Regions from separate parts of the Homo sapiens genome. Here region 2 is linked to region 1. A link is a loop called in an ENCODE intact Hi-C map of the cell type or tissue named here. Cell type or tissue: CD14-positive monocyte. All regions are shown on one strand. Each heading gives the region's core, and the rest is flanking DNA. Links, peaks and the distances in the headings are about the cores only. Region 1 overlaps KIAA1755. Region 2 holds the start of LOC124904901 (a long non-coding RNA gene).

Region 1 (10,320 bases), core at 1,290-9,289:
TCCTGGAGGCTCTAAGGGAGACTCCATTTCCTTGCCTTTTCCAGCTTCTAGAGACCACTACTTTCCTTGGCTTGTGGCCCCTTCCTCCATCCTCAAAGCCAGCAATGTTGCATCTCCCTCACCCCCCATCCATCTTGGCACCTTGCTCCTACCAAAGCCAGGAAAAGTTCTCTGCTTTTAAGGATTCCTATGATTAGAGTGGATGATCCAGGATAATCTCCCCACCTCAAGGTCCTGCCCTTCATCACATCTGCAGTGTCCCTTTTGCCATGTAAGGTAACATATTCAAGGTTCTGGGGATTAGGGCATGGACATCTTTGGGGCCACAGGCACGAAGCCTTAGGAGAGGGCTTCCCTGTCTTTCCACTGGAAAATCCCTAATGCAGAAGAGAATGAACAGAGCCCCTGAGATTGAGACCTCACCCTGAGCTCTCAGTTGCTCCATATAGATCTTTGAAATCCTTTTTGCCTTTAAAATTTCTATACATTTTAAATATCCATAAATAGAATACATTCACACTCGTTTTGATATGAAAAAATGCTTTTAATTGCTTGCAAATTCAATTACTTACCATTCCTCCCTCCCCAAACTTGGAGTGACTCTTCATGCTGCTGGCAGATGCAACACATTTTTCAGCAACTTTGGGCAACCCCGACTTACCCACCACCCTCATTTTGCCATCCTCATTTTCACCTGAGGCTCACAATATCTGTGAACAGCACAGCTTCAAGCCACGGTTCTGAGATGCTAATGATGGTATTTCTGGCGCCAGCTGGTAGGTGAGGATAACATTTGGGGCAAAAGGGTCTCCTTGGCCCAGCTGAAGACAAATCAGGTGGACAACTGCCCCTTGCTGTAATCAACTCAGCTGGCACTGGGTGTGTGCAGGGCCCTGTTCCAGGCAGTGTGGGGAACCAGACATGTGAACTAATCGTATGACTACTGTGTCCCAGTGTGGAATGTCCTGAGTGTGTGAACCCTTTGCTGCTCAAAGTGTGGTCTGGGGACTACCTACATCAGCGTGACCTTGGAGCTAGGGGGAGAGGCAGAATCTCAGGCCTGCTGAACTGGCATCTGCATTCTAACAAGATCCCCAGGCCCATCAAAGTTTGAGAGGTGTTGCTCTAACCCTCCATTCCTTCATGAATCAATCACAGACATTGATTATCCAGCCTTGTGCTGAGCACAGGGATGCAACAATGAGTTTGACCCAGTGCACACCCGTAAGGGCTCTCAGTCTTGCAGGATCTCACAGAGGCCTACATTTGCTTTGGGAACCTGGGACTGGGGAAGAGCTTCTAAAGAGGGAAGGCAGTAAGGAGGTCTTCCAGGAAGAGGTGGCATCTTGGCTAGTCTTTGAGCGATGAGGGGGATTTCACCAGATAGAGATAGGACAGAAGGGCATACCTGGCAGAAGGAATAGGGTGAACAAAGCTGGGTGGTATCATCTGTCATTGGTGGCAAGGGGAGACTTAGTATATTAGTGTCCCAGGACTGCCATAACGTGGGTGGCTTAAGCAACAGAGATTCATTTTCTCATAGGTCTGGAGGCTGGAAGTCCAAGATCAAGGTGTTGGCAGGGTTGTTTCCTTCTGTGGCCTCTCTCCTTGGCTTGCAAATGCCCATCTTCTCCCTGTATCTTCATGGGGTCTTCCCTCTGTGTCCAAATTTCTTCTTGTAAGGACACTGGCCATATTCTATTAGGGCCCACAGTAACCTCATTTTAACTGAATTACCTCTTTAAACACCCTATCTCCAAATACAGTCACATGCTGATGTACTGGGAGTTAAGACTTCCACATATAAATTTGGAGGGGCAGGGGACACAGCTTCGCCCCTAACACCTAGTGTATGAAATGAGGATGGAAGAGTGTGCAGAGCCTGAGACACTTCAATGCCAGGTCCAGAAGCTTGCAGTTTCTCTTCAAGGCCACAAGGAGCCATAGAAGGTTATAGAGCAGGGGAGTGCAGCACCATCAGAGCTGCAATTGAGCTCCAGGCCTCAGGTGTGTAGCAGACAAAGGCACCCCTAATTCAAGGGGTGAATCAGGCATGGTCTCTACCCTTGCAGAGAGTTTGGGTACCTGAGCCCATGGGGGACTGGGAAGCTGCTTCCCCACCCCAGTTTCCTCATCAGCAAAATGGACCCAGGTATGTGATGTAGCATTTCCTGACCCAAGGGACCCAACAAACAGCTGCGATAGGATTTTGGAGGGACCTGTACCCGCACCTCCACCTTCACAAGTTGTGCATTTATTTCATGGTTTAATGACTTCACCTTCTTTTGGACTTTTATATTATGAAAAATTTCAAACCTATAGAAAAGTAGACAGAATAGTATCATGAATACCCACATACCTATCACCCAGATTTAATAAATCTTAACATTTTGTCATGCTTCATCTATTTGTTTCTGAAGTATTTATAAAAATATTACAAATCTTCATATTCTATCACCTAAATACTTCAGTGTGTTCCCTAATAATCACAATACCATTTAGTACACTTAACAGATAAAAAAAAATTTCTTTTGAGACAAGGTCTCACTCTGTCACCCAGGCTGGAGTGCAGTGAAACAATTATGGTTCTTGCAGCCTCAACCTCCCCGGCTCAAGCGATTCTCCCACCTCAGCCTCCTGAGCAGCTGGGACTGCAGGCACACACCACCACTCCTGGCTAATTATTTTTTTAATTTTTAGTAAAGACAAGGTCTTGCTATGTTGCCCAGGCTGGTCTCGAACTCCCGAGCTCAAGCCATTCTCTTACCTTGGTCTCCCAAAATGCTGGGATTACAGGCATGAGCCACTGCACCCGGCCCCCTAACAAAATGAAAAAGAATGTCCTCATACTAATCAATTTCCAGTTTCTGTTCAAGTCTCCCCTCTTATCCCCAACAAAATGTCTTTACTTTCGAAATTTGTAAGTGAATAGTAGGAAAAAGATCAAATCCATAATATCAAGAGGATAACATTGATATATATGTATACACATTTATATACACACAAATTTTTTTTTTTTTTTTTCTGAGACAGAGTCTCACTCTGTCGCCCAGGCTGGAGTGCAGTGGCGAGATCTCGGCTCACTGCAAGCTCCACCTCCCAGGTTCACGCCATTCTCATGCCTCAGCCTCCCAAGTAGCTGGGACTACAGGCGCCCGCCACCATGCCTGGCTAATTTTTTTGTATTTTTTAGTAGAGACGGGGTTTCACCATGTTAGCCAGGATGGTGTCGATCTCCTGACCTCGTGATCCACCCGCCTCAGCCTCCCAAAGTGCTGGGATTACAGGCGTGAGCCACCGTGCCCAGCCACAAATTTTTTTTTTATTTTAAAAATTATATCAGATTTTAAGACATATGTGAAAGAATGTTCCAGGTGGTTGGACCCCTGTGAGGCGGCACTTGTGAAGGTGGTTAGGTTTGTCCAAGGCTTCGTGAGCTGTGAAGGGTTTTGCACGCTGCAGAGGGTGGTGCCCACGTGGAGTGGCTGGTGGTCATTGCAGGGCATCCTGGAGTGAGGTGACTGAAGTGCAGGGCTCTGAGTCCAGGCTGCGAGACAGGTGTGGTTTCCCAAGGCCCGAGCCTCTTTCCCTGCTGCTGTATTTGCCCTCCCCTTTCCTCCCCATGAGGATGGGCTGTACTGGCTCCCGGAGCCTCAGCCTCATGACTCCTGTGGGGAGAGTGAGGCACACCGCCCAGATTCCTGGAACAGGAAATAGCCTGTCGGAAACCCAGGGTTGAAAGTCTGCAAGAAGAAATAGTGCTGGTGGCCACAGGGCTGCACGCTCACCACCCCTTGGACTGGAGACGAGAACAGAGACAGTGATCATTGTAACGACCAACGATTGAGCAACTCAATCATTCACTGAGCTCTTGCTGTGTATTAAGTGCTTCTCAGGAGCTGTCTGATTTCATCCTTGAAATAACCTAATAAGCTCAGCATATTATTCTCCCTGTTTAACAGATGAGGAAACTGAAGCTCAGAGGTGCACTGACTTGCCCACAGACACACAGTGAGTCACTGCAGAGCAGAGACTTGACCCCTTTCTGTGTGACCCCAGAGCTCATGCCATGAGCTTTGCCTGCCCACGTATCTTATACAGAGGGAGTGCTCTGCACAGAGGAGATTCAGGGAAGACTTTTCTCACGAAGTGGTGTTTGAGCTGGGTCTTGAAGGATAAGTAGAAGTCAGAGTTCACAGAAGGAGAAGGAGAGAAAGGGTGTTCCAGGCAAAGGAACCGTTACGGCCAAAGGTCTGCAGGCCACAGGAGAGGTCCCTAGAGGGCCCCCCACAAGTTCTCACTGCTCACGTGTGCCCTCTGTCCTCCAGGTGGCCGGGACAGGGCCGGGCGGCCCCTGCTTCTGGTGTCAACTACAGAGGGGGCCTGGGAGGCACCATGGTGCACAGTTTCAGAGGTCACCAAGCTACTGTCCTACCTGTGTACCATCCCCAGGTAAGGATCTGGGCCACCCTGACTGCTCCATCCCCACCTCAACCCTCTGGGCCCAGAGCCCTGGACCAGACACTGAGTGGAGAGGCACCATATCCTTCCATCCAGTCGTCTGTTCACAGAGCCAGTCCCCAGACAGATGCCGGGGGAAAGCAAAACAGCCTCAGTCCCTGCCATCGGGGGGTTGTCAGGCTGGTGGGAGAGATGGACAGAGTGCAAGAAACAAACCATGGCCAAGAAACTTTCAGGAGTGTCAGTGTGATGAAGAAAACAGTGATGTTTGTAGATCAGTGGTTTTCATTTTTTTTTTTTTTTTGAAATGGAGTTTCACTCTTGTTGCCCAGACTGGAGTGCAACAATGCAATCTCAGCTCACTGCAATCTCCGCCTCCCGGGTTCAAGCGATTCTCCTGCCTCAGCCTCCCGAGTAGCTGGGATTACAGGCATGCACCACCACACCTGGCTAATTTTGTATTTTTAGTAGAGACCGCATTTTTCCATGTTGGTCAGGCTGGTCTTGAGCTCCCAACCTCAGGTGATCCACCCACCTCGGCCTCCCAAAGTGCTGAGATTACAGGCGTGAGCCACCGTGCCTGGCCGGTTTTCAAATTTGAAGGTGCATTCGAATCACCTGGTGGGCTGTTAAAACAGATTGCAGGGGCCCATCCCCCAGATTTTCTGATTCAGTTGATGAAGGTGGGTGGGACCTGAAAATCTGCATTTGTAACAAATTTCCCGGTGATAACAGGTGCTGGGCCTGGGACTACACTTTAAGAACCACTGTTGTAGAGTAAGAAGAATAGGGGATGTTAATTTCAATTGGGAAATCAGGGAAGGCTTCCCTGAGGAGGTGATAATTGAGCTGTCATCTGAATTATAAATATTTGAATAAACAAAGGAAAGGGGTGAATGAGTAAATGAATGAATGAGAGAGTGAAAGAATGAGTGGGTGAGTCAGTGAGTGAGTGAGTGAATGAATGATGAGTGGACTCAGGCTGATTTCTAATGCTCCTCCTAACACTCCTACCCCTGCCACCATTCAGACTTAATGGACTGGCTGGGGAAGAGGCGCCCTCTTTTCCTCGGGACCCAGCCCCTAGCCAGGGCAGTCTTAGAGGGGATGCTGCTCAGGACTGGCTAATAAGCCCCAACTCAACCTAGAGGTCTGCTGTTGGGGGTAAGGGGTGGAAGGTGATGGAACCCTCTGGAACTATCTTCATGCATCCCACCCCACTGGAGCCATCACTGCCACCTGCTGGTCACTAACATTTTTTTTCTTCTTGTCCAAGGTGGAGTGGCTTTTCTGGACTGAGTGGGAGATGGGACCCCCTTTTTCTGTGGTGGAAAGTGACTAGTGTGGTAGACAGAGCTCTGGGATCCCACCGACTGGCTATGCAACCATAGGGAAATAATCTCCCCTCCCCAAGGCTCGCCTGAATAAAGGGCATGACCAAGAGGGCTCTAAGGACCAAGCTGGGCACAAGTGGCAGGGATGAGGGGGTGTAGAGGATGTAAACTGTGGAGTGCAGTGCACACCAGGTGCTTGTGTGCTGGGCTGGTTTTCTCCACTTGTGCTCTGAATGAACATTGGCTGGGCCCCTGCTCTGGGCTTGGCTTCATGCTACATGGTGCTAGGGACAGAGGCACCTCACACCGGGCCCTGACTTTTAAGGGCCTCCAGGTTGGTAGCAGAGACAGGTCTGGAAACAAATCACTGTCCAGCATGGGCATCGCCAGAGGGAGGCAAGGACATAAAGTCAGAGACTTGAAATCACCTCCCAGAGCCTCCTGTCACTATCTGCCACTGGGCCTTTCTGTGCCTCAGTTTCCCCTTCTAGGATAATCATAGCAAATATTTACATCCCATTTACTCTGTGCAGTCACTGAGTGCTTTACAAGAATGAATTCATCAGTCCTCACTACAGCCCATAAGGCCGGTACTATCATTATTAAATTGACTCAGGGAGATGAAATAACTTGCCCAGACCACAAGGTACTAATGGCAGTGCCACAGCTCTACCCTCCCACTGGGCCACCTCAGGTTTTGTCTGTGCACTGAGTGGTTGTAAGGCTTGAGGGCAGTTGGGGGCTATTTTTCAATCCTGCCTGATCATTAGACTGGCCGAGGGTGCTTGGAACCACACAGATTCCCTGGCCACCCTGTACCCACTGGCCAGATGGCTAGAGGGGTGGGGATGGGAGAGGAGTAGGGTGAGGAATCTGTATTTTAACAAGTCTTGAAAATTGTGCCAGTTTGGAAAATCCTAAGATAGTCACTGAAAAGTGGCCCACTGTAAGCTCAGTGCAATGTGGCTGAACCAGGGAGGGTGTTTTGGCTGCAATCAACAGAAATTCCCATTTAAAATGTTTTATCTGTTAAGGAAATGTATCATTGTATGTCTCTGCCTCATATCTCTTTGTTAAGAACTTTTTAAAGGAGGGAATGTCTTTCCCAGAAGCCTCTTTCCCTGGAAAACTTTCCCTCACATATCATTGGCCAGAAATGTCACATGACCCTCCCCATCTAAACCAATCACTGGCCAGAGGAATTACGTCACTACTGTTGGCCTCAACCAATCAGAAGCCAGGCTCTGGGGGAACTTGGCTTTTTGGAGGGAGTTGGATTCTTGAGCAAAATAAGGATTCTGCCTACACAAAAAAGTGGATGAGTCCCAAGTGACTTGCCTACTGTACCTGGGTTAGTTGCTAGAGTTAGGAATAGTAGGGCTATAAACGAGGGCTGTATGAGGTCTTGCAGGAGCACCAAAGAGGAAGCAAAAGGCTCTGCCTGGAGAAGAACCACGGAGGGCTTCCTAGAAGGGGCATTGGAACTTGGTCTTAACAGGATGAAGAGTTCACCAGTAAATCAAGGTTTCTAGCAGCCAGGTTCCCTCACCTTCCACTAGGTCCTGCCCCCTGTCCGAGGCCATCCAGCAAGACTGTCAATTCTGTTTACCACCCACAGGCCTGAAGATAAAGCCAAGGGGCTGGCGGTCCTGATTGACGCCAGGAGACAGCCCCCACAGCCCGGTCTGGTCAGCGCCCTGCAGGCCACCCAGGTGAGTGGGAGGTGGAGAGCCTTAGCCTAGTAAGTCCTGGGAGCCACCAGGGGCCTCCTGACATTCATAGAGTCCGGGGGTGCTTAAGGCTGGGACCAGGACTCTCAGGCAGGGACTTTTACTGCAGCCAACAGAAAACTCAGCCCTAACAAGCTTGAAGCTCATTGGTTCATGTCAATGGACAGTCCAGGAGCCAAGTCCAGCTTCAAGTATGGCCTGATCCAAGGGCTCAGATATTATCATTAGAACCTGGTTCCTCTCTCTCCATTTCTGGCCCCGTTCTCTTTGGAGGATGCCAAGCCACCCCGCTTGGCACCCCGCGCCCCTTGGTGGCCGGATGGCTCCCAGCAGCTCTGACTTCACATGGTCTCTAATTTAAATCCATTAGGAAAGAGTAAGAGATTATTTTCCCAGAGGTCTCAGCAAAAATTTCTTTGTGTCTCAGTTACAGTGGATTCAGGAGTCCCTCCACACCCAACCCTGTGGCCTGGGGGTGAATGCAACACACTGATTGGCTCAGACTTAGATCACATAAAGCTCATGAGCTGAGAAGGGAGGAGAGAAGATTCCTATCCAGCAATTATGGGCAGCAGAGTCAATGGAGGTTCTGCATCTGCTTACCTTATGGTCTGACCTCCTTTGCTTTGTAGATGGGCAAACTGGGGCCCAGAGGGGCAGGTCATCTGGAAAGATTTGCAACACAACTTGAACCTGCTGCTCTCATGACTTCTAACCAATGATTCACGGTCCAAACGTATCACACAAAGATTCCAGTCATGGAGGGACCCCACTCTGTCCTTGTGACCCATTTGCCTGCATCTTACAGGGGATGAAGGAGGAAATCAAAGTGTGTGAGGCTTCATGAAGCCTTGGGCAGAGCAACTCTGCAGTGGTTGTCTTTGACAGGCTCAGGTCCCAGCCTCTATCCGGGCTATTCTCTTCCTGGGGGAGAAGGAGGCGGCTCTCCAGCTGCAGACATTACCTGACGTCCAGGTGAGGGGGACTCAGGGTCGGCGGTTGAGGAAGGGAGTTGTTGGGCTCGAGCTGAGCTGGGGTTAAGGAGAGGGAGAACTGCAGAATTCATGAGCTAGAAGAGGCCTGGAGGTAATCTAGTGTAAGGCAATAAATACGAGGCCTAAGCGCTACCAATCCCCAGTATAGATCCGTGGCAGGCATTGTCAAATCAGTCACAGAGTGATATCTCTCTGGCAATCCTAGCAGCTCCTGGTGGGTGCTGCCACATGATCGAGAATTGCACATGGCATAGAACCTATTTGAAAAGCTTCATCTGGTCCATCCCTCCTCCCTTTGTTTTCAGAGGGGGAAACTGAAGCCTAAGGCCACACAGCAAGCTAGACGCAGAGCTGGAGTCACCTGACTCCAGTGCCTTTTTCACACTGCGGTCACACCTGCTCTTCCTGTATTTCTCGCCCTAATTAATACAGATGTGGAGCTGAAGCGGGACTCTGCAGGAAAGAGCCCTGCAGCTCCCTTTAATTAGTGCCATACACCACAGTAATGAGTAAGGGCAGTCAGTCCTCTGTCCTGCTTCGGGATGTGATTTTAAAACTCTCCTTCCTCCTGGTTAGTGAAGAGGCAGATTGTGGGCTGGAGGTGTGCTGTTCCAACTTTAATGTGCTTACTGATCTCTTGGGGAAATACATTAATGTGCAGGTTCTGATTGAGTAGTTCTGGGTGGGTCCTGGGACTCTGAATTTCCAACATGTCCTAGGTGATGCCGGCGATGCTGGCCCATGGACCACACTTTGAGTAGCAGGAATATCAGGTGGGTCCAAAAAAACCACAGAATCCACCAAATCCCAAGCCTAGGTATCTGGAGCTATTCCCAGCATAAACCTCAAATTTCTCTGCCTGGCAGAAGCAGTCACCTAGTTCTTCCATGTCTTAGAGGACACTGTTGGGATTTAGTGACTTTTCTCACCAGCCCCAAGAAGGAAACAGCTCTTGGCTCCTCAGGGAACTGTGCAAAGATTACAAAGAAGTTTCATCACAAGGGCCAGCTTCCATCAGTTTGTATGATTGCCCGGAGAGCTGTACTGGGAAAGAGCCAAGCTCAGAGGGAACGAGTGCTATGATTGATTAATGATGTCTGCCTTGGGCACAAGCTAGGAGAGTGGCAGTATGAGTGCTGTTTATTTGCCATTCCCTAACCAGGGTCTGGTTCTGAATTTTGATTTGTCAGAGTTTCCAGAGAAGATTGGTTGCTGGCAAAGCAACTTTTAAAGCTGGAGTCAACCTTACTTGTGGGAAATGAACTGGTGCTGGGGCAGGGATCTGGGCAGGACCTTCTAAAATGACTGTCCTCACTTTGAGTCCCTGGTTCTCCTGATTCTTTGGTCTGCAGGTGGAGGTGCTGACCTCATTGAAGGCCCTCAGCCACCATGTGGACCCCAGCCAGCTGCCCGCAGTCCTGGAAGGCCCCTTCCCCTACTGCCACACCGAGTGGGTTCATTTCTTCCAGGTGTTTACCGTCACAGCCTTTAGCCCCTGACCCCCACTCCTTCTCTTCTTCTCTTCACTCTTCTGTCCCATGGATCCATCAACCCTGCTATGCTAAAAAATAAACGGTCACTCAACAAATGTTTACAGTGAAGGTACAGAGTCAAATGATTAAGAGCTCAGGCTCTGGGGCCAGGCTGCCTACATTGCAATCCCAGCTCTGCTGTGTGATTTTGGATAAGTTACTTACCTTCTCTGAGCCTTGGTTTCCTCATCAGCTAAACAGGGGATAATAATAGTACCTCCTCATGGGGTTTTTGTGAGGATTAATTTAGTTAATACGGGTAAAGAGC
Region 2 (10,320 bases), core at 1,545-9,544, 180 kb before region 1:
AACTAGGAGGTGAACAAGTGCTGGTAGTTGGTTCACATTTAGGCATTTAGGACCCATGATAATTCAGGGCATTGCAGAATAGTCAGGGTAGATTATGGAGTGAGACAGGTCTGATGTCATTCAGGAAGGCTGGAGTGTCCTGGATGACGTGGCTCATAAGTAAATGCCTACTTGTGAGATCAACTGTCCCAGTTTGCCTGAGATTGAGGGACTTCCCAGAAAGTGGGTTTTTCATTGCTAAACCCAGGGAGATCTTGAGCAAACTGGGACAAGTTGGTCAGCATGTGTGGGATGTAAAAATCCATGGTGTCAGCTTGAGAGGACAGGTTATGGGGTAACAGTGGGAGTAGGGTGAACATGGAGCAGCTGCCATTGATGGAACTGAGGGGTACTCTTAAGTTCAGGCTTTGGAGATTAGGGTAAAGTCACTTATTGCAAGGCCTAGGCATGGTGCCTTGTGCCTGTATTACTAGCACTTTGGGAGGCCAAGGTGGGATGATTTCTTGAGGCCAGGAGATCAAAACCAGCCTAGGCAGCAGACCCCGTCTCCACAAAAAATTAGCCAGGCACGGTAGCGCACTCCTGTAGTCCCAGCTACTCAGGAGGCTGAGGCAGGAGGATTGCTTAAGCCCAGGAATTCGAGGATTCAATGAGTTAATGATGGCACCACTGCAGCCCAGCCTGGGTGCCAGAGTGAGACCTGTTTTTAAGAGAAAGAAAAATTGCAGCAATGACATGATCTAAGGATGTGCACGCATGAACTGTCATCTCTGATTCACAGAGGGAGGAATCTACACATGTCCCAGGGGCCATGGTGAAAAGGTGCAGTTAATCTCCCCACTTGAAGTTAAAACCACCTTGGCTGGAGTTGGGGCAAAAATCACGCTGGTAAGCCTGTCTTGATGAATTTGGCACATTAATGGTCTGCCAGGCATTCTTTGTTTTTTTTTTTTCTCATGTTTTTTGTTTTTTTATTTTTTGAGTCAGCCTCACTGTTGCCCAGGCTGCAGTGTAGTGGTGTGATCTTGGCTCACTGCAACCTCTGCCTCCCAGGTTCAAGTGATTCTTGTGCCTCAGCCTCCTAAGTAGCTGGGACTATGCGCATGTGCCGCAACGCCCAGCTAATTTTTGTATTTTTAGTAGAGATGGGGTTTCGCCATGTTGGCCAGCTGGTCTCGAACTTCTGACCTCAAGTAAATACCCGCCTCGGCCTTCCAAAGTGTTGAGATTACAGGTGTGAGCCACCATGCCTGGCCTAAGGGGCAGGCATTTATGTTTAAAGGCACCATACCAGCAGTCAGTTCCCTGCAGAAGCATCCAGAAGTCACAGGTCCTTTTTCTGCCTTGGCCTTTGAGGACCATCCTGACTTTTTTGCCACCTTTTGCCAACTGGCTGTGGCTGCTTGAACAGATGCCAGGGGAAGGAATCTGGGTCCACTTGAGGAAGCTGTAACTGATGACAGATGTCTGCCACAGTGGAGGGGACAGCAGTAGAATACATTACCTAAGTCTAAGCAGTAATACAGTACCTAAGTCTGCATATTTCATCCGGCATCAGATCATCATGGGTGCCTCTCGCCACTGTTGCATGTGAGGCAGGAGCCATCCCAGGTCTTAAGGGCCTGAGGAACTCTGAGAAGAGCAGTCCATTAACCAAGGTGGCCCAAGAGCCAGGATTAGGTCAAGGAGGCGTGGCCCTTGCTGGGATATGTGCCCAGTATGAGGGCCTGAGGAAGCAGCTGGTTGGAGACTCCACAGCAGAACTGACAGCCAGGAGAATGGAGAGCTGGGAGAGTGAGGCTCATTCACTCAAAAAGCATTGTGCATTTACTTGGGAGCCAGACGCTAAGCTGGAGAAAAGGATACAAGGGTGAGTAAGGCAGTTTGTGTCCTCAAGGAGATCCCAGCCCAGATAAATATATGTAGCTGTGTTTCAGAGGCTTGGTTCCAGACCACTGCAATAAAGTGAGTTGCACACATTTTCTTGTCTCCTAGTGCATTAAAGTTATTTTAGCCAGGTGTGGTGGCACGTGCACCTGTAGTCCCAGCTACTCCAGAGGCTAAGGCAGAGGATTTCTTGAGCCCAGGAGTTCAAAGCCAGCCTGGACAACCTAGTGAAGACCCTTGTGTAAAAAAATCAAGTTTACACTATAGTGTAGTTTATTAACTGTGCAATAGCATTATGTCCAAAGCAATATAAATACCTTAATTTAAAAATATTATGAAAGAATGCTAATGGTTATCTTTAATCCTAGCTGCTTGGGAGGCTGAGCTGTGCACCAACATGCCCAGCTAATTTTTTTTTTTTTTTTTTTTTTTTGAGACAGAGTCTTGCTCTGTCACCCAGGCTGGAGTGCAGTGGTGCGATCTCGGCTCACTGCAACCTCCACCTCCTGGGTTCAAGCAATTCTCTGCCTCAGCCTCCCGAGTAGCTGGGATTACAGGCACCCGCCACCACGCCCAGCTATTGTATTTTTAGTAGAGATGGGGTTTCACCATCTTGGCCAGGCTGGTCTTGAACTCCTGACCTTGTGATCCACCCACTTTGGTCTCCAAAAGTGCTGGGATTACAGGTGTGAGCCACTGCGCCCAGCCACTAATTTTTTTTTTTTTTTTTTTTTTTAAGGGATAGGTTCTTGCTATGTTGAGACCCTGTCTGGTCTCAAACTCCTCCTAGGCTCAAGCTATCTTTTCACCTCAGCCTCCAAAGTACTGGGATTACGGGTGTCAGCTACCACCCCTGGTCCCCTTTGTGGAATTTTAATGCTTCCAGTCCTTTGCCTCCAAAGCTCTCCAATGCCTTTAAAACGATGGTTTTCTATTTTATCCACCCTTTCCAGTTCTTAGCAGAAACATTGGCCTGTCAACTACTCCCTTCTATTTAGAAGCAGAAATCTTGACATTAGCAGATTTTACTTAAAAAATGTTTTTCTCTCTGTTTGGAGAACGGATTATACCAGGGCAAGAGTGGAAGCAAGGTGACCAGTTGGAAGATTATGGCAGTTGTCTAGGTGACAGATATTGGTGACTTGGAGTAGGGAGATAGAGGTAGACAGCAAGATAGATGTCTATGTTCCAAGATAGAAAGATGAAGATACAATTTTAGGCAAATGAAGCTTAGAGCAGGGAAGTATGTAAAATGTGATATACCATTTTTTTGGTTAAAAGAAGATTTATTCGAAATCAGCCTGGACAACATGGTGAAACCCCATCTCTACTAGAAATACAAAAATTAGCCAGGCTTGGTGGTGGGCGCGTGTAATCCCAGCTGTTCAGGAGGCTGAGGCAGGAGAATCGCTTGAACCCGGGAGGCGGAGGTTCCAGTGAACTGAGATCGCGCCATTGCACTCCAGCCTGGGCAACAGGAGTGAAACTCCTATTGCCCAGGAGTTTTGAGAGTGAAACTCTCAAAAAAAAAAAAAAAAAAGATTTATATGTATATATGCAAATTGGGGTGATTTTTTTTTTTTTTATTTTAACATGCTTTTCTCTTTTTTCTTTCCCAGAACATCATAGTTTCTCTAATATATCCCTGGCATCCTTTTGGCTAGGGGGAGATTTGAATGCCAAGGAAGGCCACAGTGTTAGTCAGTCTTTGTCATTCAAAAATAGGATTATGCAGCAGGACAGTAGCCTTGCTTGCAAGGCAGGATTCTTCAATATTTTTTTTTAATTACTCCTTTATACCAGTAAGCAAACTTGGAGAATCTATTCCCAAAAATTTTACAGGGATGTGGAGTAGACACTTTTGTCTACCATTAAGGCTTAGCTGGAGTCAGAAAGAAAGATATAATTAGGGGTCACAAAAGGTTTTTACCTGATGCTCTTTTTTTTGTTATTGTTGTTGTTTTGTTTTTGTTTTTGTTTTTTTGACCTTGAGGGATTAAGGAAGAAGAAGGGGAACAGAGAAGCAGATGACAAGAGGCTCACATGGGTGTCCCAATTTCCCTTCTCTGGACTTTGACTTGGAGAGGGTGCAAGTACATTAGAGAGAACACTGAGAACAAGAGAGGAGACATTGACTTTGCTTCCCATTTAACACTGTGCAAGAGGCCACCTCTTGAATTGCCCCCTGCCCTAAACTGTAGTATAGCCATGGCAACTGGACAGCTTGGTGTGGTTGGGCAGAGGGACGTATCTTCGCCATCTTGGGCTGCCATAACAAAATTCCATAGATTGAGTGATTTAAACAACAGAAGTTAATTTTCTCAAAGTTCTGGGGGCCAGGAAGTCCAAGATCAAGGTGCTGGCTGATTCAATTTCTGATGAGAGCTCTCTTCCTGGCTTGCAGATGGCTGCCTTGCTGTGTCCTCATATGGTGGAGAGCGAGGGAATGGCCTCCCTGGTGTCTCTTCTTATAAGGGCACTAATTCTATCAGATTATGGCTCCACCCTTATGACCTCATTTAACTTTAATTACCTCCTTAAAGGCCCTATCTGTAAATATAGTTACATTGAGGGTTAGGCTTTGTGTTAGTCTGTTCTCACGCTGCTAATAAAGACATACCTGAGACTGGATAGTTTATAAAAGAAAGAGGTTTAATTGACTCACAGTTCCATATGGCTGGGGAGGCCTCACAGTCATGGTGAACGGGGAATGAGGAGCAGTCACGTCTTACTAACGGTGGCAGGCAAGACAGCTTGTTCAGGAAAATTCCCGTTTATAAAACCATCAGATCTCCTGAGACTACAATGAGAACAGTATGGAGGAAACCACCCCCTTGATTCAGTTATCTCCATCTGGCCCTGCTCTTGACACATGGGGATTATTATAATCCAGGGTGAGATTTGGGTGGGGACACAGCCAAACCACATCAGGCTTCAATATGTGACTTTTGGGGGTACAAAGTTCAGTCCATAGCAATTCAGTCCTTTGGAATTTAGCATCCTGGAGCTGCCCTGGGATCCTGAATGGTCTACGTCAACCCAGAGGTGGCTGAGGATGTGGCTGAAGAGTTTCCTAGCAGGGGCCACAGTACCAGAGTGAGGTACCAGACCTGCATCCTGCTTAAAAATCCAGCATGCACCCTGGAGAATTGCTGGCACTTGGCAAATATTTATTGAAATGAGCCGTTGGGCTGTATCTTCTTTTTGCATGTGTAATAGGAGTGTCCCTTGTTCTCCAGCCTTCAGGAGTCACCCTTTCCTTGAACGTCCTCTGAATATCAGCCCCAGATCTGTAGGAAGTCCACTTGAGTCTTCAGTAAATGCTGATATGTTCTTTTTCTTTGAGACGGCGTCTCGCTGCTGACTCCCAGGCTGGAATACTCTGGCGTGATCTTTGCTCACTGCAACCTCCACCGCCTGGGTTCAAGCGATTCTCCTGCCTCAGCCTCCTGAGTAACTGGGACTACAGGTATGTGCCCCTACACCCGGCTAATTTTTGTATTTTTAGTAGAGACGAGGTTTCACCATGTTGGCCAGGCTGGTCTTGAACTCCTGACCCCAGGTGATCTGCCCACCTTGGCCTCCCAAGGTGCTGGGATTACAAGTGAGAGCCGCCGCGCCCGGCCAATGCTGATGTGTTCTAACAAATCCATCCTGGTGGCTGTTTGTTGTATTTTTCTCTGAATAGCTCCATTGCTCCAGGCCTCTCTGTGGTTACCTATGGTTTTCACCTTTTCTCCCACTGCTGTTCTTTTCCTATGCCATTTTGCCCCAAACATTCTTATGATCAATTAAAGCTGGCTCCAGGGCAGCACAGGCTCTACACTCTGGCCGGATTTGTTTCTGCCTCAGAAATACGTGCTGTCATGGCCGGAGATGGCCATCAAGATGTCTCCTAGCTCATCCAGGCAGGTCTGCTCTCAGGTTCCACTGGGAGAATGTAACAGTGTTCTGGAGCTTGATCATCTCCCATCCTGGTGATCTCTCAAAAGGTCTTGCAACCCACCTGAGCGCTTAGATCAAATCCCAGTGGCTTCTGAGAACGTGTTGCTGGTTTGTGAGGGAGAAGGGATGGGAGAGGATAGTGAGAAAGAGAAGATGCTAGGAAGTGAAATAAGAAGGAAAGAGGAAAAGATATTACCATTTAATTCAACTCAGGGCTGGGCGCAGCAGCTCATGCCTGTAATCCTAGCACTTTGGGAGGCTGCAGTGGGTGGATTGCCTGACGAGATCAGTCTGGCCAACGTGGTGAAACTCTGTCTCTACTAAAAGTACAAAAAAATTGGCTGGGTGTGATGGTGTGTGCCTGTAATCTCAGCTACTCGGGAGGCTGAGGCCCGAGAATCACTTGAACCCAGGAGGCAGAAGTTGCAGTGAACCATGATCACATACCACTTCACTCCAGCCTCGGTGACAGAGTGAGATTCTGTCTCAAAAAAAAAAAAAAATTCAGTTCAACTCAAACTTAAGTATGCATCCAAATCACCTACAATGCTTGTTAAAGCACAGATTGCTGGGCCCCTCCCCTGAGTTTCTGATTCAGCAGATTTGGGATGGGGACCAAGCATCCTGACTTCTTCATTTTTTTTTTTTTTGTTTTTTTTTGAGACAGAGTCTCGCTCTGTCGCCCAGGCTGGAGTCCAGTGGCACGATCTCGGCTCACTGCAACCTCCGCTTTCCGGGTTCAAGCGATACTCCTGCCTCAGCCTCTGGAGTATCTGGGACTACAGGTGCCCACCACCACACCCTGCTAATTTTTGTACTTTTAGTAGATAACAGGATTTTGCCATGTTGGCCAGGCTGGTCTTGAACTCCTGACCTCAGCCTGCCTCGGCCTCCCAAAATGCTGGGATTACAGGTGTGAGCCACCGCACCCGGGCACATTCTCACTTCAAACAAATTTCCAGGTGATGCTGATGCTGCTGTTCAGAGGACCACATTTTGAGAACCACTGACCTCACCCCCAAACCAGCTTGGAGATGATGCACCCCATCCCAGTATAATATTTTACTCTTCATAATGGGTAGGCAGACCTGCTTTTTCTAAAATATCCTTGCAGCCAGCAGCCAGGTCCATCTGTTTGTTCATACAGTAGCAAGATGTCCAACAACTCCCTAAGGAACTTAATGAGCAACTTGGATCCAATTCTTCATTGTCTGTCAGAGGAAAGGCATCCATGCTTGGTAATGAGCCTTTGGATGCTCTACCCGGCTCTGTGGCCAGAACAAAGCGCCTTGTTATCTCCCTGACAAGGAGCCTACTTTATGGTGTTGGACAAAACACCTAGCACGTCATTCTCCCAAACAGCACAAACTCATACCCAATGAAACTGGGGGAGCAACGGGTGGTTCTTTCTACTCTCAGAAACCTGTTTATTTCCATCTTGGTGGTGTGGAGAGGGTGTTGTATGTTGCACATTGTGCAAAGGCCTGGGACATGATGGCCGCTGCTCCCACTCACCCATCTCATCAGCATGTTGTAGACATCTGCAGAGTCCTACACCGAACTGAGCATGCTGGGGGGTGGGGGGTGACAATGATGAAATGCATCCAGAACCTGTTTCAAGGCCAGGCCTGTGACACAGCTCCAGACTAGATGCATAGTGAAGGCTCAGGAAATGTCGGCCATGATTCTTTTGTTTTGTTTTCAGACGGAGTCTCACTCTGTCACCCAGGCTGGAGTGCACTGGCGTGATCTCAGCTCATTGCAACTTCTGCCTCCCGGGTTCAAGTGATTCTCATGCCTCAGCCTCCCCAGTAGCTGGGATTACAGGTACATGCCACCTCGCCCAGCTGATTTTTGTATTTCTTTTTTAGTAGAGACAGGGTTTTACCATGTTGGCCAGGCTGGTCATGAACTTCTGGCCTCAAGTGATCTGCCTGCCTCGGCCTCGCAGAGTGCTGGTATTACAGGAGTGAGACACGGTGCTCTGCCGATTCTTATGGGTATGATTAAGAAGAACATCCCAATCACAGCCTGGAATAGAACACTTTCGTGATACAATTCACAACCTCCTTCTGGGAGGACATGAGCATTCCTGATAAATGCTGAAGCAATTTTCTGATAAACTTTAACAAGATTAAAACCTCTTTGGGGAAATTAGCTACCCAAACCATTTGGATGATTATCATACATTCTTTGTCTTGTATTCAGTTTAATAATGATTATCCAACCATTCTCTTTTCCTTTGAAATATCCATAACAAAAGGGAACTACTGACTTGGCTTTGTGACAAGCTTAAAATAAAACTTCAACACATGCTTATAATTAATTTTTGTGAAAAAATGTAAAACAGTCATTATAGAGATAGGACATAAAAATAGTAGCTAACACTTATTAAGTACTTGTTGCTTGTCACATGTTATATTAAATGCCCAAAAACTCTTTATAATGAATTGGGTTATAATACCTCTGTTTGACTTAAAAGATGCTGATACAGTTTGAATATTTGTCCCCTCCATATCTCATGGTGAAATGTGATCCCTAATGTTGGACATGGAGCCTGCTGGGAGGTGTCTGGGTCATTGGGATAGATCCCTCTTAAGTGACTTGGTGCCCTCCCCATGGTAATGAGTGAGTTCTTGCTGTTAGTTCACGAGAGAGCCCGTTGTTTAAAGGAGCCTGCACCTCCTCCTCTCTCTCTTTGCTCCCTCTCTTGCTATATGATGCGCCTGCTCTTCCTTTGCCTTCTGCCATGATCGGAAGCTTCTGAGGCCTCACCAGAAGCTGAGCAGATGCTGGTGCCATGCTTGTACAGTCTGAAGAACTGTGAGCCAAATAAACCTCTTTTTTAAAATTTAATTTAATTTTTTTTTTTGAGACGGAGTCTTGCTCTGTCGCCCAGGCTGGAGTGCAGTGGTGCAATCTTGGCTCATTGCAAGCTCCGCCTCCCGGGTTCACACCATTCTCCTGCCTCAGCCTGCCGAGTAGCTGGGACTACAGGCGTCCACCACCACGCCCGGCTAATTTTTTGTATTTTTAGTAGAGATGGGATTTCGCCATGTTAGCCAGGATGGTCTCGGTCTCCTGACCTCATGATCCGCCCACCTCAGCTTCCCAAAGTGCTGGGATTACAGGCGTGAGCCACTGCACCCGGCAATAAACCTCTTTTCTTTACAGATTGCCCAGTCACAGGTATTCCTTTATAGGAATGCAGAACAGACTAACACAAATGCTAAGAAAGGCCGAGTGACTTGCCCAAGATCAGACAGCCAGTGATGGGTAGAGCCAGGTTTTGGTTCCAGGCCTGGCTGAGTCCCCAGCTGGAGCTAGCTACAGCTACACTCTTCTGCTTTGCCAGGGGAATTGCAGCAGGAGGTGAAGAGTGGGATAGTCTGCTGGGCACGGTGGCTCATGCTTGTAATCCCAGCACTTTGGGTGGCCGAGGCAGACGGATCATCTGAAGTCAGGAGTTCGAGTCCAGCCTGGCCAACATATCGAAACCCGTCTACTAAAAATACAAAAATTAGCCAGGCGTGGTGGCACGTGCCTGTAATTCCAGCTACTCAGGAGGCTGAGGCAGGAGAATCACTTGAACCTGGGAGGCGGAGGTTGTGGTGAGCTGAAACTGCACTACTGCACTCCAGCCTGGGTAATACAGTAAGACTCTGTCAAAAAAAAAAAAAAGAGTGGGATAGTCCCTGAGAAAGGGATAGGTATAGGGCTGTGGAACCACAGAGCACGGAGAGTGTTCTCCCAGGTAGAGGGCTTGGGAAGCGGACATGGAGGAAGAGATAGTCTATTCCAGAAGAGGAAGTAGGAGAGGGACTGGTGGAGACAGTGAGCAGCACATGCCAGGAGCAGCAGGAGGGTGGGCAGAGGCATAGCAAAGGCCCAGGCACATTTGAAGGTGATTGTAGAGTTCGATCTGCAGCCATGGGAGTGGCCCCCAGTCCTCTGAACAGCGCGACCCCTGTCATCCAGTGTTGTGGATCCTATGTGCTGCTACTTGGACTTTTTAAATTACTCTGGATTCAGAGAGCACAGCCACACAGTTTCATCACTTACTGGCTGTGTGACCCTGGGCAAGTCACTTCACCTCTCTGAGCTGAAGGTTTCCTCATCTGAAAACTGGGGGTAATGATAGCATCTCCTTCTTAGGATTGCTGTGAGGATTCAATGAGATAAACCTCAAATTAGCACATGCCTGGCACCTCCAAGGGCTCCATAGAAAGGTGGGGTATTACTGTCTTACCGTGTAATTGAATGGTGGCATTATAACGCTATTTTTCAGGAGGCTTGTGAAAAAAATAACTTCTCATTAAAAAAATAATTTTAGACTTTAAAAAAGTTGCAAAAGTAGCACAAAGAATTCCTGAATACCTTTCACCAAGATTACAAATATACACATAAAGAAAAAAACAGGGCCGGGCGCAGTGGCTCACGCATGTAATTCCAACACTTTGGGAGGCCAAAGCGGGTGGATCACGAGGT

Evidence for each region. Peaks named below come from ENCODE experiments on the same cell type or tissue, not always from the same donor. Only the 100,000 strongest peaks of a DNase experiment are listed, where the experiment ranks them.
Region 2: it touches region 1 in a loop (2.7-fold over the local background); 47 of 110 quality-filtered maps call a loop at or near these places.

Annotation. Positions count from the first base shown.
Region 1 is chr20:38,225,334-38,235,653 of GRCh38, reverse strand. KIAA1755 reads left to right here. Exons shown (of 14, transcript NM_001029864.2): 5 at 4,329-4,452; 6 at 7,414-7,507; 7 at 8,414-8,500; 8 at 9,873-9,989. Among named protein-coding and RNA genes, the nearest start is that of KIAA1755, 30 kb to the left of the region's middle. In CD14-positive monocyte, for the core only: CTCF peaks have their summits at 5,465 and 5,670 (motif pointing left); DNase peaks (open chromatin) are centred at 3,913 and 5,693.
Region 2 is chr20:38,410,142-38,420,461 of GRCh38, reverse strand. It overlaps LOC124904901 (a long non-coding RNA gene), which reads left to right and starts at 3,450. Exons shown (of 2, transcript XR_007067582.1): 1 at 3,450-5,356; 2 at 6,795-8,158. In CD14-positive monocyte, for the core only: no CTCF peak of the experiment used is centred there; no DNase peak of the experiment used is centred there.